Linked DNA regions of Homo sapiens: region 2 is linked to region 1. A link is a contact called in ENCODE POLR2A ChIA-PET data. All regions are on one chromosome and are shown on one strand. The core of a region is the stretch at or near the end of the contact, and the rest is flanking DNA. Distances in the headings are between cores, read along the strand shown. Region 1 has its middle 15 kb from the start of TRE-TTC2-1. Region 2 overlaps GTF2F2 (general transcription factor IIF subunit 2).

The links. ChIA-PET counts read pairs that join two places held with the same protein, here RNA polymerase II (POLR2A).
Region 2: POLR2A ChIA-PET joins it to region 1 with 12 read pairs in PC-9. The contact joins two enhancer-like sites. POLR2A ChIA-PET finds 5 or more read pairs at or near these places in 3 of 52 experiments (CD4-positive, alpha-beta T cell, OCI-LY7 and PC-9).

Annotation. Positions count from the first base shown.
Region 1 is chr13:44,929,102-44,936,921 of GRCh38, reverse strand. No RefSeq gene overlaps it. Among named protein-coding and RNA genes, the nearest start is that of TRE-TTC2-1, 15 kb to the right of the region's middle. Within about 2 kb of position 3,815, at least 6 of the 41 ENCODE cell types and tissues checked have a DNase peak (open chromatin) inside an H3K27ac peak, as active enhancers do; they include PC-9, where a contact is called at or near this core.
Region 2 is chr13:45,159,683-45,167,502 of GRCh38, reverse strand. The region is part of intron 4 of GTF2F2 (general transcription factor IIF subunit 2); the gene reads right to left. Among named protein-coding and RNA genes, the nearest start is that of KCTD4, 37 kb to the left of the region's middle. Within about 2 kb of position 4,507, at least 5 of the 41 ENCODE cell types and tissues checked have a DNase peak (open chromatin) inside an H3K27ac peak, as active enhancers do; they include PC-9, where a contact is called at or near this core.

The DNA of each region.
Region 1 (7,820 bases), core at 2,566-5,065:
AGGCATTAGATTCTCCTAAGGAGTGCACCTAGATTCCTTGCATGCATAGTTCATAATAGGGTTTGCACTCCTATGAGAATCTAATGGTGCACTTAGATTCATGTACAATCTAATGGCGAAACCCTGTCTTTACTAAAAATATAAAAGTTAGCTGGGCATGGTGCATGCCTGTAATCCCAGCTGTGCCGGATGCTGAGGTATGAGAACCACTTGAACCCAGGAGGCAGAGGTTTCAATGAGCTAAGATTGCACCGCTGCACTCTAGCCTGGGTGACAGAGGGAGACTCTGTCTCAAAAAAAAATTAACAACAACAAAAAAGTTTGAGAAACAGTGTACTAGAGCATTGTCAAACAAATTCACCTAATGGGTAATTAACATATTGTGACTATGATTTACTGTTGTTAAGGCCCAGACTCTAGAGCTAGATGTTAACTTGTACATCATTTGATAAGCTGCAAACGATGATCTGGTAGAGTGGTATGTTATTTTTCTGTGATAGAAAAGAGGTTACAGTTTTTTAGCCTTGTAGAACATTAACCACATTAGCATTTAACTATGAGATCTTATTCCAGCATTCTTCTGTGACATTCTCTTTTGTCATCTTGCAGGGTCCTATGGTAATAAGTTTAATAAGTTTTTTGACCTGTGCTTACTTTGTTATGTTTTTTACTTTCTGAAAATTATTATTTGACTAGTACATGAGAATTTCTTTTTACCCATGTTCTTACCAATGTATTACAAATCTTTCTACTAGTTTTGCCAATGCGTGAAATGTGCCAGTGTGTAAGATGTATCCTAATTTAGAAAAAAAAATTTAAATTTTCCTCAGAGTTCAGCTGGGGATTATCATTCAGGTGCTTCAGGAGAGTGTGAGACTGGAAGAAGGACCAGGTAGTGTCCAGGCCTCCTTTTTCATACCCCACATGGCTTTTGGCTAGGGAGTTGTGCCTTTCCTTCTGGAGCACCCTCTACCCTGAGGACTGATCCAGTCAGTCAGCAGCCCCCAGTCCAGAACAGTAGTGCAGGGATCCCAGTGTTGGACTTTTCAAACACAACACAGGTTACATTTAGATGACCTTACTGAGAGTCAAGAACATCCCACAACAGCAAATATGGTAATGTTACTCTGTCAGGTGAGAATGCCTTTTTTTCTCTTGCATTTCCCTGACACTAGTGAAGCCATGCATTTTTTCAAATATGTATATTTTTGGCCCTTGTATTCTGTGACTTGTCTGTTCTCATCCTTTCTCTATTTTCCTGTTGTTTTGCCTTTTATTCTTGATTTGTACAAATACTTTATTATAGATCTCAATCTTTTGTTAAATATTTCAATTTCTTGCTAGTATTTTAACTTTTGCAGAGGTTGGATCTGTTACTTTGGCTTTGGGGCTTTGTGTCACCCCCCAATACATATTTTTTTCTATTACTTTTGTGATACTACATATCAGTCTTTAATCTGTTTTCCATATGGTATGAGATAGGGATCTGTCAGGTTTTTCTTTTAAATTCTCTATTTTATAGAAGTAGAGAAGAGGACCTTCAACTTTTTTTGTTTTTGCTCTAATCCCCTTACTTTTACAGGTAACATGGCCTATCTTCTTGATAATGCCTTCTAGGTTTTGTAGGGTTTTTTTCCTTTGAACATGATAATACCATATACCACAGCAAACAGTTCATTATTATTATACAATTTTACAGTTAGTGTTTTTTTTTTTTTTTCTATCTTCAGGGGCAGAGTAATTTACTCAAGCCTATCTTTTCTTCCTTCCTGTGCTCTTTTCCATTTTCTTAAAACTATTAAATTGCTTCCTTGTTTTATTAGAGTCATAGCAGCAGCCACTTCATAAATTCTGATTTTATGTACTCAAAGGTTGCTGCCTGTAACCACTAAACTTTCTGAAACTATCCTAACCAATAATTACACACTTTTTACATGTTAAGGCGACCACTCATTTTTTTTTTTTTTCACTTCTTACCAGGGCTGTGGCCTTCTTAAATCTTGTGGGAAGTGAGTCACATATCATTGTCTTGCTTAAGAGCTTCTGAGAAATGTAAAATTACCTCTAAGAGACCAGTCAATATTATTTGTAGATCAGCTGCATAAATTTCAGCATATGGGAAAATTCTTGAAAATGCTGATACTTGAAAATGAATCTATGATATTATCTGTTCTTTCAGCTCTGGAAGGTTTTTTGTTTGTTAACGTAATATTGTCTTAATTCATCCCATATTTATTTGTATGTTTATTTAAAACAGTGCTGAGGCTGGGTGTGGTGGCTCACGCCTGTAATCCCAGCACTTTGGGAAGCCAAGCTGGGCAGATCACTTGAGGTCAGGAGTTTGAAACCAGCCATAGCCAACATGGTGAAACCTTATCTCTACTAAAAATACAAAAATTAGCCGGGTATGGTGGCAGGCACCTGTAATTCCAGCTACTCCGGAGGCTGAGGCATGAGAATCACTTGAACCTAGGAGGTGGAGGTTGCAGTAAGCTGAGATTGTACCACTGCACTCCAGCCTGGGCGACAGAGTGAGACTCTGTCTCATAAATAAATAAATAAATAAAAAATACTGAGTCACGATAGTAGAAAATCCATTTCCTCGCAGAGGCAGAGAAAAAAGTTCTGAATTGGGTGCCTGTTTGTATTACAAGGCTGGATGATTTTCTTTTTGATATTTTGAAAGGGATATTTTCCAGAACAGATTTTTAGACTGCAGCTAAAAGCATAATGCTTGAATTTGGTAAGCACTTATTAAGTCTCATACAGTTTGTGGTGGCTGTGATGATATAAGACTGAGAGACAAGGAGAAATTTCTCAACAAATGTCAAAATTGGAAGTGTCTTATATTGTTTTAAAATTGGGAAGAGCTAAGGAGATGGAAGATATAAATCAAATAATGTACTGAGTTGGACTGGCAGAGCCTGAGGTACTTACTACCCTTAATTACTTGGCAAGGACAAATGACACTTGGAATTAATTGCTCACTGTGTCAGACAATGTGTTACTTTGATATAGACCAGTGGTTCTCAAACCAGGATGATCATCTCAATATAGATTCCCAAGCCTTGCCCTGAGATTTCAATTTTTGTAGGTATTGGGGTGTGGCCCAGGAATATTTTAACAAGCTCCCAGTTGCTTCAGATGATCAGACAGGTTTGGGAAGCACTGATTTAGACTATTGTCTGTGCAACAGGAACCCTTTTTGTGGGGCTTTTTGCTTGTTAAAATTCAGATTGCTGAGCTCCACCTCCCATATTTCTGATTCATAGGTTTTGAGTGGGGCCTTTGAATTTGCTTTTCTAATAAGTGTTTAGGAGATGCTGATGTGGCTGGTCCTGGGACCACACTTTGAATACCACTGACATAGACCATCCCCAAGACTCCTGGGCACACTCAACAAAGAAAAATTCCATAGCGAGGTCTCCAGTTTTTGTGGCTCAAGTTTTTGCATTTCCTTTTCATGTTCTACTTCGTGATTTCTTTTTTACCCTGGAATGAGCATTAACTGATGGACCTCTGTCCCAGGGGAAGGTTTGGAGAGGAAAGAAAATGAAGTCTGTTGACTAGGAAGGTGGTAGTATAAGGAAAGTATCCCAGAAGTTGTGTAGCTGTGGGCAAAACCCTCGTTCTGTGACCTTGGTTTTACTGTGATCTGGCAGGTCTCCTCATCTTCCTGAGCTCCAGCCATGCTTCCTCAGTGTGCTTCCGCCTGCCAGGAGGCGTTTGCTCTTCTCTAAGTCTGGAAAGCTCTTCTCGTTTCCCTATTGTCTTATTGCTTGCTTAAACTTGAGTCTCTGCTTGGTCATCGCTTCCTCAGGAAGCCTTTGCTGACCTCCCTCAGTGGGTCACTCCTTTTATACACACTCAGCACCATGTACTTGCCTATCTCAGCAGTTACCACAGTGGCAGTTTTTTATTTCCTTGCGTGATAATTTGATTTGTCTCTCTCCACTAGACTGTAACCTCTGTGCTTTACAATGTAAAAAACCGTATCTGTTTGTGTTCCTATTGTGTTCCGGCCTCAGGCACTGTGCCTGGCACATAGTAGCTGAATGAGCAGCAATGAATGGGGTCACACTGTACAAACAGAGTGGCAAGGGCAGGGTAGGTATTCCAAACTTGGCTGCATTTCTGCCTGCGTGTTTCTAGAAGATACTGCTATTCTTATAATTTCCTATTTTTTGCTCAGATTCATTTCTCTTATTTTCCAGAGTCCTGACAGTACGACTACTATTTATTGAGTGCTGACTACATAGGCCAGGCATCAGCTATGATCTCACATTTGACACTGATTTAGGAGGTCAAGAATCTTAGTCTACTAACATTTAAGATAGCATTTTTTCCCTGAGATTCTAAAAACCACAATGTGTGTTGTAAAGATACAATCTATAGATAAAAGTAATTTTTTAAGTTTTATATTAAGGAAAAACAGCAAAAGCAATTTTATTTTTAAACTAAGGCTTTTTATGGAATTGGGGATAGGTGGTGCCAAAGGATAGATAGTAAGGTGATTTCCAACGAATTGGAAATAGGACTGCCCTCTAAATCTCATAACTGGTAATGTCCAGAAAACGCACTCACTTTATAGAGACAGGGTAGTTTGGTTACTGGCTAGAACAAGGCTTGACTAACAATACTTAAATGTCCAAACCATATCTATGTCAATAAGAAAGGGATTGTGGCGTGGTGGCTCATGCCTGTAATCCCAGCACTTTGGGAAGGCAAGGGGTGGGCAGATCACCTGAGATCAGGAGTTTGAGACTAGCCTGGCCAACGTGGTAAAACCGCGTCTCTACTAAAAATACAAAAGTTAGCCAGGTGTGGTGGTGCACACTTGTAATCCCAGCTCCTGGGGAGGCTAGGCCAGGAGAATCGCTTGAACCCAGGAGGCAGAGTTTACAGTGAGCCAAGATCGCGCCACTGCACTCCAGCCTGGGCAAAAGCACAAGACTGTCTCCAAAAAAAAAAAAAAAAATTGGGGGGAGTTGGTATGCTGTAAATAAAAAAAAAAAAATCTAGATTCAGAGAGTCACAATGGCACTAAATAAGAAAAGATCAGGGGGACCCTGGCCCAAAGACTCAATTACTCTAGTTCCTGTAGATAGATCTTTGCTATGGAAACCAATTGAATCATCCAACTAATTACCCTCACTGGAAGTCCATGTTGACTTGCAAGCTCTAGATGAGCGTTGGGAGATAGTTCTCCAAGGGTCCCTCACGCTTCCTTTGTGCTGGACTATCTTTTCAAGGATGTTTGTGTAGCACACAGCCTTGGAAAAGAGACACGGTGGCTCTCCATGGAGCACAGGGCAGGCAGGCTTACTGCCCATTATAAAATATATGCGTTTCCTAAGAGCAGGGTTCCCTATGCAACTCGATCCACTGCATATGCAGATGTCACCTAGTCCTCTTCACGGTGTCATGTGGCAATTGGGGCTTGAGGAACCAGTACAAATACTGAGACTCTGGCTACTGCTAAGGCCATGAATAGAAAGCCGTTTGTCTCTGACTCAGAGGTTTTGTGCCTCCCAGCATCCATGAAATTGTGGCAGGCTAATTGTGGTCATGCTGGCCCAGATGTCTCTCTCCTCACGACAGTGACATGAGGGACAGATTCCCTTTTGTTTTTTGCTGACACAGCCAATTTCTGAGCCTAACAAGTTGAGGACCAGCCCCTGGAACAGGAATTAATAAAGATAAAGACCTCCTGGGAGATTGCAACAGCAGCTGTGTTCTTAATTGTTCATAAGAAGGCAGATGGAAAGAGTTCCTATAAGGGACTTGTATTGGTCTGAGTTCAGTCAGGAGACAGAAACCACGATAGGAATTTCAACAGATAACTTAATAGAAAGGATTGTTAGCCAGGTATTAGGCAAGAGAAAGGCAAAGTGGGGATACTCAGGTATCACAGAGGTAAGAATAATAGGAAACAGGCTGGGTGTGGTGCGGTGGCTCACACCTGTAATCCCAGCACTTTGGGGGGTGGAGGCAGGCAGATCACTTGAGCTAGGAGTTTGAGACCAGCCTGGCCAGCAAGGTGAAACCCCGACTCTACTAGAAATACAAAATTTAGCTGGGCCTGGTGGGGCACGCCTGTAATCCCAGCTACCTGGGAGGCTGAGGCAGGAGAATCACTAGAACCAGGGAGGCAGAGGTTGCAGTGAGCCGAGATCATGCCACTGCACTTCAGCCAGAGTGACAGTGTGAGACTCTGTCTCAAAAAATAAAAAAAAAAAGAAGAATAGGAAACAGCAATCACCCTTGGGGCTGGGTGAACAAAAGTCAGAAAAAATATTTTTTGAAACTTAGGGGCTTGGAGCAGGGCCCTGCAGGGTGAGGACTCAGCCCTCTGGGCTAGGAAGGTCCCGCTTGGCTGGCCCCGATGCCTCATGCTGAGGAGGGGATGCCAGCCAGTAGGTGCTGGTGTCTCTGAGCAGAGAGAGATGGGGAGGAGGTGGTGAGGCTGCTTCTGGAAATGGTGGAAACACTGGAAGCAACTGCTGCTGCCGGGATGAGGTGGTGTGATCATGGTCACTCTTAGGAACAGGAAGCCAACAGCTCCCTTCCTCTAGTACCCCTCCTGGCAGAGCCAAACAGAGACAGCCAGCTGCCAAAATAAGCCTGGGCTGCAGAGTCCCAGTCCCAGCATCCCAAAGGATAAAAAATAATCAGCACAGGATTTTAAAAGGCTATTTGACTACAGGTTAGAAAGTGGGAGGAGGGAGTGGCCTGGGAGGGAGTTGGGCAGTTGCCTAGGGGTCCTCCAGCATTAACTTGAACTTGAATCTTTCTTTAGGTCGGGGAAGGGAGCAGCCATGGACAGCTGACTTGGTAACATGGGCGATTACCAGGACTATTTTGTAGAGCATGCTGGAAGGAGGCAGAAAGAAACATGTTCATATGCTGCAGGGAAGATGGCCCCACTGGCTACTTTTTAAGATTGCATACAATTTTATGGGCTTTGCAGAGAACTGCGCAAATTCCCGTGTCTGTCCCCCACCCTGTTAATGACTGCCATATTGTAAGAGAAAGAACTTGGCAGATGTTTGATTATGCCTCACCCACCATTTGTGGCCCACATGACTTTCACATGAACTGATTTGTAAACTATAAAGCAGTATGCAAATGAGAAGTGGTATTTATTATTTGTATCCTTTCTGGCCATTGGCTGAGTTCCAGGCAGATGATGGGTTTCTATCTTCAACAGAGGATTTCAGAGGAGATCAAAATTACAGAGAGTAAACACTCAGAACTTATAAATTTTTGTTTTGTTGTTTTATTGTTTTGCTTTGTTTTTTGATTTGTTTGAGATGGAGTCTAGCTCTGTCACCCAGGCTGGAGTGCAGTGGCATGATCTGGGCTCACTGCAACCTCCACCTTCCGAATTCAAGCGATTCTCCTGCCTCAGCCTCCCGAGTAGCTGGGATTACAGGTGCCTGCCACCACACCCAGCTAATTTTTGTATTTTTAGTAGAGACGGGGTTTCACTGTGTTGGCCAGCTGGTCTCGAACTCCTGACCTCATGATCTGCCTGCTTTGGCCTCCCAAAGTGCTGGGATTACAAGCGTGAGCCACTGTGCCCGGCCAGAACTTATAAAATAAACAGGATAGTTTTACACTCTTCCGATTCGGTGTTTACACATAATGGCCATTCTTTTGGAATCTAGAATTTGAACCCAGATAAACTGGGTGAATGTCTTAAAAAAGAGCGGTAGTGCACATACTGTTGCAGTTTTAAAATAGCTGTGAACTGATTTTGACCATATATGTATTTGAAAGCTTTATAATGGAGGGTTTAAAATTTATTTACTTTACTT
Region 2 (7,820 bases), core at 3,258-5,757, 230 kb before region 1:
TCACTTGAACCTGGGAGGCGGAGGTTGCAGTGAGCTGAGATAGCACCACTGCACTCCAGCCTGGTGACACAGCAAGGCTCTATCTCAAAAAAAAAAAAAAAAAAAATAGCTGGGTGAAATTAGCTGGGTGTGGTGGCAGGAGTCTGAAGTAACATTTATTTGGGAGGCTGAGGCAGGGAGGCGGGGGTTGCAGTGAGCCGAGACTGCAACACTGCACTCCAGCCTGGGCAACAGAGCGAGACTCCATCTTTAAAAAAAAAAAAAAAAAAATAGTAAAATAGTATGTATAGTATGTGTCTGTAGGGCTTTTTACCCTTTATTATTTTGAAATAGCTAATGATACAGTCTGTATAAGCAAGAATTTGTGGGCTGATACACATACACGAAGTTCTTTAAAAAAAAAAAAAAAAGACTTCAACTGCATTTCTTTTTAAACAGAGCAGTCTTTCAAAGTGTGCTGGCCACTACCAGAGTTTCGCTTCTGGGCAGGCCACAGCTGTCTAACGGCTGGTAGGAACATATAAGAATAAGGTTTTCTTTCAGAACTTAAACATGTTTAATTAGTCAGTTTTGTATTAAAGATATATAAATGGACCTAACTTTCAAGAGATTTTAAACTCAAGACAAAATTGGTTTCTCAATTATTTATCAATATTCCAGGGAAGAAATTCATACTCTAAATTGAGGCTTGTATACAAGTTGTATATAATGTCCCTACTGGGATATACCAATATAGTCCCTATTCATATTCACTCTATTACATTAAATAACATTTTTTATTCCATTCATCATACGAATTCTCATACCACCTACTTCTATTTTACTTTGACTTTTATTTTAAAGCCCCCTATTCCCTAAAGTCTGGTCATAGTGGATTGACAAGATTTTCTTTCTAAACTCATCTGCTTGTTAACTTTAACTTGATGCAATCTGAAAACAATCCATATGAAGCTCAGTGAACACAGCTTTCGTACTTTCCCTAACACTGGCTCCAGTTTGACATCAGTACCTCAGTACTATTCCAGAAATAATTTTCTATTCTGTCATTTCCTTATCAGCCAAATCCCTCAAACAGTTCTGCAGAAAGACTGCATCATGTCTTCATAGTAACATGAATGACTTGACGAAGTGCATCTTCACCAGGGGATGCTATAACCTATATAACTGCAATCCATGGTGACTTCTGATAGAGTTGGACCATAAACCAGAAAACAGAATGTATTTAAAAGGGAAAAAATATCAGAAAACACTGAAATTTAAGCATCACATAGTTCCCAGTGACTAGATCTACCATGATATTTTGGAATTGTTAATTTTTTTAGGTATCATAATGACCTTATGGTTATGTATTTTTCTAAAAAGGAATTTGTATGAAGAATGTACTGAAGTAGCTGGGTGTGGTGGCTCACGCCTGTAATCCCAGCACTTTGAGAGGCTGATGCTGGCAGATCACCTGAGGTCAGGAGTTGGAGACAAGCCTGGCCAACATGGTGAAACCCCGTCTCTACTAAAAATACAAAAATTAGCCAGGCGTAGGGGCGGGCGCCTGTAATCCCAGCTACTCGGGAGGCTGAGACAGGAGAATCACTTGAACCTGGGAGACAGAGGTTGCAGTAGGCCGAGATCACACCACTGCACTCCAGCCTGGGTAAGAAGATTGAAACTCCGTCTCAAAAAAAAAAAAAAAAAAAAAAAAGAATGTACTGAAGAATTTAAGGATGGAATGATATGCTCTCTGAGGTTTTCTTTAAAATAATCCTGTGAGGTACACAAAGGCAGTGACTGGGGTATAGCTGAAACAAGAATGACTATTTGCCATCTTCACAGGAAGATGAATGATAGGTATATGGAAGTTCACTGTACTATTTCTCTACTTTTGCATATGTTTTGAAATTTTCCAGAATGAAAAGGTTAAAAGCGGGCGGCGGGGGGGGGCGAGGGCAGTGGAAAGAAAGGTTTATTTTCTTTCCTGATGAAAAATCCTACAAGTAAATCTTCTCTACTAATATACAGCTGAGAAATCGGTCACACTTCAATTTTATACTTCATTTTTCTCTTTACTGTATATGAATCTTTAAATTTGAACTTAAAGAATTAAATTAAGCTGAGATTGTGCTACTATACTCTAGCCTGGGCGATAGAGCAAGACTTTGTCTCAAAGAAAAAAAAAATATATATATATATATATATATTTTAGATATAAATCTAATGGATAATGGGTATATATTATATATAAATATACATTTTTTCCATTCTATTTCTCCGTTTTTTCCATTCTATTCCACATATATATGAATATATAGATATCTATATATATTTTTTCCATTCTATTTCTCTTTATTTCTTAATGTTGCCTAGTACCTCACAAATTGATTCTGCATCCACACTGTGTAAGTGCTCATCATAGCAAATAAAATAAGTGCTCAACAGGTTACCTATATCTGTCCGCTTAATAAAACAGCTATAGCAGCTATAGCGTAACAAGATCATTGCTTAATAAAGATGTAAACATTGTGTATCTATATGCCATAATTAAAACTTCCTTCAATTCTTCCAAACAAATAGTTATGAGAATGTAAAATGGTTCTAGGCACTTTGTATCAGAACCAACGTAATCAAGAACACAGTTCAAGTGTAGGTCTCTAATCCATTTTTTGGTAACCCTTCCCATTCTGCTGTGATGCAACTTTTTGTTGTATAGCCTTTTTACCAGCACTGGGTACCCCAAAAGTGACACTAGTAATGCTGAGGGAGAAGGAACTACTATTTTTTTTTTCCAGACAGGGTCTCACTCTGTCACTGACACTGGAGTGCAGTGGCACAATCACTGTACTCACTGTAGCCTCAACATCCCAGGCACAGGTGATCCTCCCACCTGAGCCTCCAAAATAGCTGAGACTACAGGTGCATGCCACCATACCCAGCTATCTTTTGTGGAGATAGGGTTTCACTCTTTTGTCCAGGCTGGTCTCTAACTTCTGGGCTCAAGCAGTCCACTCACCCTGGCCTCCCAAAGTGCTGGGGTTACAGGCATGAGCCACTACCTGGCCACTAGGGCTGCTACTTCTTTACTTGAAAACCTTCAGTAAATCGACATGTTTTATTGCTTTTTAAAAAAATAGGTCAGTTTTAAAGTCTTACCTTCTTTTCTTCTTTGTTCCAAGGGAATTACTATACTAGTGCCATCACCATATCAACAGACTACCTTTCTCTTTTTTTTTTTTTGAGACTGTCTCACTGTGTTGCCCAGGCTGGAGTGCAGTAGCACAATCCTGGCTCGCTGCAACCTCCACTTCCTGGGTTCAAGTGATTCTCGTGCCTCAGCCTCCCAAGTAGCTGAGATTACAGGTGTCTGCCACCACGCTGGACTAATTTTTGTATTTTTAGTAGAGACGGGGTTTCGCCAAGTTGGCCGGGCTGGTCTTGAACTCCTGGCTGGAATTACAGATGTGTGCTGAGGAGCTGGGATTATAGATGCGCACCACCACACTTGGCTAATTTTTGTATTTTCAGTAGAGACGGGGTTTCGTCAGGTCAGCCAGGCTGATCTCAAACTCCTGGCCTTAAGTGATCTGCCCACCTTGGCCTCCCAAAGTGCTGAGATTACAGGCGTGAGCCACCACATCCAGCCCTCAATAGACTACATTTCTAAGTGATAAAAATACAAAGGCAACCAAATAACCTGTCTCTGTTTTTATAATGTAATGCTATACTGCAGAGGGAAAAATCAGTTACATGGCATTTTTTACACTTTAAATTTTGATAATGGTACCCTTATGCTCAAAGAACTAGAGAAAAAATCATGCTACTATAACCTTGAATGAGGTTTTTAAAAATAGTGGCAATGTTATTTGAAAAAGCCAAAGGAAATGAAATTTTTAAAATTAAAGTATTTTAAAATTACAATTGTTTCAATTACTTAGTTTTAATACCGCGACTAAGTAATTTACTTTTTTTCTTTTTTTTTGAGACAGAGTCTCACTCTGTCGCCCAGGCTGGAGTGCAGTGGCGCTATCTCGGCTCACTGCAACCTCCGCCTCCTGGGTTCAAGCAATTCTCCTGCCTCAGCCTCCAGAACAGCTGGTGCTACAAGCGTGCGCCACCATGCCTGGCTAATTTTTTTTATTTTTAGTAGAGATGGGGAATCACCATGTTGCCCACGCTGAAGTAATTTACATTTTAATTGATTTTACTAAGTTAGGTTTGGTTTTACAAAGAAACCAAGTTCTTCCTAAGATCTTAAGTATACAATGAATCAAAACAAAGAACCGACTTTATAAACTGGAAGCTACAGAAAATCAAAAGGAAGAAGAGAAATATGTTTGTATAGCCTGTCATTTTCTCCAGGTATGACACAAAAAAATCTCTACTCAAGCTAAACACTGGACTTCCACAATTGTTAGAAATTTGGAGCACATTGCCTAACACATCTCCAAGGAACTTGGTTAGTTTCCACCAGTTAAACTATAAAGATTTTGTTTTGAGAATTGCAGACTAGTCATAATGAGTCACAATAATACACGCCAACTCCAGGACAACAGTTACCTCTAGCAAGTGAGGTAAGGGTTAGGGGGTGGGGGGTGGGGAGAAATCTAAAATGTTTTCTAGCTTTAAAGAAATATGGCAAATGTCAACACTTATGAAATACAGCTGTTAGGCATAGGTTAAACTATTCACTATACTTTTCTGTAGGTTTGAAATATTTCACAATTAAAAACTGGAGAGTAAATCATAAGTTTTAATAAGTTTGTGATTCCAAACCTTAATATTATCCTACACTGCGGTTTCTTTTAATCCTCCTCATCCCAACCTCAGATTATTAAAGCTACCACATATTTATGCATGAATACCTGAATATGAAGAGTGCAAACACTGCTTTTACAAATCTCTTTCTGGCCACTAAATAAAGGAACATTTTCTGCTATTAGGTTTAACTTTTCAGAGAGCAGACCTGGCTCAGGCAGTTGGCAGTAAAATACAAAACTAAATCTCTGCAGTCAGTCACAACCTTGGTGGCAGTTCAGGAAATAAACACTAAACTCATATATTTTTGTTCCTGTTTGTTCCTCCTCACAAGTATAAGATTGTCAGAAGCTGGTATGATTCCAAATGTTCAGTGGCAAGGCTGTTACTCAAAGGAGTAAGCAAAAAACAGAGCTTCCTTACTCCTTCCATAGGGCCTTTACTAGCGGAGTGAGAAAGAACCACTAGCTGCCAAAGTGAATGGGACTTGAAGATGGCTGCCCTGTGAAATGCAGTGATGAAAGAGACAAGCTGGAGTCACCACAGAGCATCTATCCAGGCAGACCTAGCAGGATTTCTATTACCTACTTAAAGAGACTGTTTTAACATATATTTCTAAATATCAGGAAATAGGGGCTAGTCACACAATCTCTTAGAGCTTCTGTCATATCATCTGCAAAATGAAGATTTTTTAAAAGTCCCTCCCTCGTGGAGTTGTGAGGAGAATTAAATAAGATAGTAAATACAAAGACAGGTTGTATTTACTATCTTATTTAATACAGATTTATTAAGACAGGTTATCCACCAACAGAAGTGGAATAAATACCTAAAAGTGTAAACTATACCTAAAAGAAATAGTTTAAAAGTGGTTCAAATCTGGTTAAAAAAATATGTACTGTATTCATTTTTTCTTTTTGAGACAGAGTTTCGCTCTTGTTGCCCAGGCTGGAGTGCAATGGCATGATCTCGGCTCACTGCAACCTCTGCCTCCTGGGTTCAAGTGATTCTCCTGCCTCAGCCTCCCGAATAGGCGGGATTACAGGCACTCACCACCACAGCTGGCTAATTTTTTGTATTTTTGGTAGGGACGGCGTTTCACCATGTTGGCCAGGCTGGTCTTGAACTCCTGACCTCAGGTGATCTGCCCACCTTGGCCTCCCAACCTGCTGGGATTACAGGCCTGAGCCACGGTGCCCGGCCCCTGTATTCTTAAAACCAACAATAAACACTGAAACAGGCATGCAATTCAGTGTTACGCATGAGGTTCCCCTAAGAAGCACTGGGGGGAGGAGTGTCTCTATTAGGTAGGCCATCCCAATAAAAAGTGATCAACACTTCACCAGGTATTTTAAAATGGAGCTTGCAATCTTTTCACACTACCACACACTAAATTAGCATTCTTCAAAGTATGGTCTATAAATCCCCAGGGGTCCTCAAGATCATTTGGGTGTCCACAAGGTCAAAATATTTTCTTAAAATATTTAATTACCTTTTTCACTGTGTTGATATTTGCCAATAGTGCAAAAGCAACGGTGGGTAAGGCTACTGGTACCACCACAAATTGAGGCCAAATGGTACCAAAACTGTATCACTGTTTTGCTACTACACTAAAGTGCTAGGTGTATTCTTCACCACCTAGCACTTGCAATTTTTTAAAAAGTCTGTTTCACTTCACAATGTCCTTGATGAACAGTAAAAACTGTTTTTATTAAATTTCAACCCTTGAGTATGCATCCTTTAACATTCTGTGACACCAAATGGCAAATGCACATGAAATGCTTCTGCTGGACACTAACATAAGATGATTGCCTCAAAGAAAAGCATAGTTGCAACTGTTTGAGTTGAGTGCTGAGCTAGCTACTTTTGTTGTGGAAGATCATTGTTACTTGAAAGAATGACTGACAGACAAAGCATAATTATTCAGATTTGGGTATCTGAAAGATATTTTTTCAAAAATCAATGAAAAAAGCCCATCCTTTAAAAAAAAAAAAAACAGCTGACAGGATTTGTTGTCATTAATAAAATTCAACTTTTTAAGTGAAAATTAAAGTCTGAAGAACTTGTACCTATCACCATAAACTTAACAGCTCCCCTATATTTAAAAACTTTTCTGATAAAATCAGTAGTGATGCTAATGAATGTAAATTTTTGATATTCTATAATGAAACGTGTCAACATTCAAAAGAACTACATAATTCAGGAAACCAATAGTCTCCAGATGATGGATGTATGATGCTACAAAATCATGTCTGGGTAAGAGATTCATTCCAAATACAAGACAGACCTGTGAATTTAATGTAAGAGAGTAGAAAAGGTTTGCTAATAGTTTCAGATTCTATACTGCAAGTGACCTTTAAGAAACTACCACTTGCAGAGTTTTAGTGTAGTAGCAAAAGAATGTCCACAACTATCTGAAAATGCTACTAATTACTCCTCCCTTTTCCAACTATGTATTTATAAGAGGTAGATTTTCTTCAGATACTTCAACCAAAACAGCAGATCTTTACAGATTGAATACAGAAGTAGAGATGAAAATCCAGCTTGTCTTAAGCTGTCAGACATTAATGATGCCTGCAAAATGGCACTCTTCCCACTATTTTTTTGGAAAATCGATTTTTAAATAAAAATGTTAGCACATAATGTATAAAAGAGCCCTGAGACCAAAAAGTTTAAGAAATGCTCCATTAAAGTGACAACAGTAATTAAATTATGATAGATAAGGTAAATAAAGCCTCAGAAAGTCCCACTGCATATGCAGCTGGTGATAATTCAGGAAACAGAGTGTAATTCATGTTTTAAACCAGTGACAAGAAAAAAAGTTCAATGAAAAAGTACTTTGAATGCTTATAAGCACACATATAAAGAAGGCTTAATTCAAACCTCTCAAAATCATATACCTGATATGATATTCCCCCAAAAATAAGGGAAATGCACCAAATTAATGTTTCCCATTAGCACCCAACAATCCAACTTAAAAATGAAAACATGGCCAGGCATGGTGGCCAACGCTTGTAATCCCAGAACTTGGGAGGCTGAGGCGGGCAGATTACCTGAGGTCAGGAGTTTGAGAACAGCCT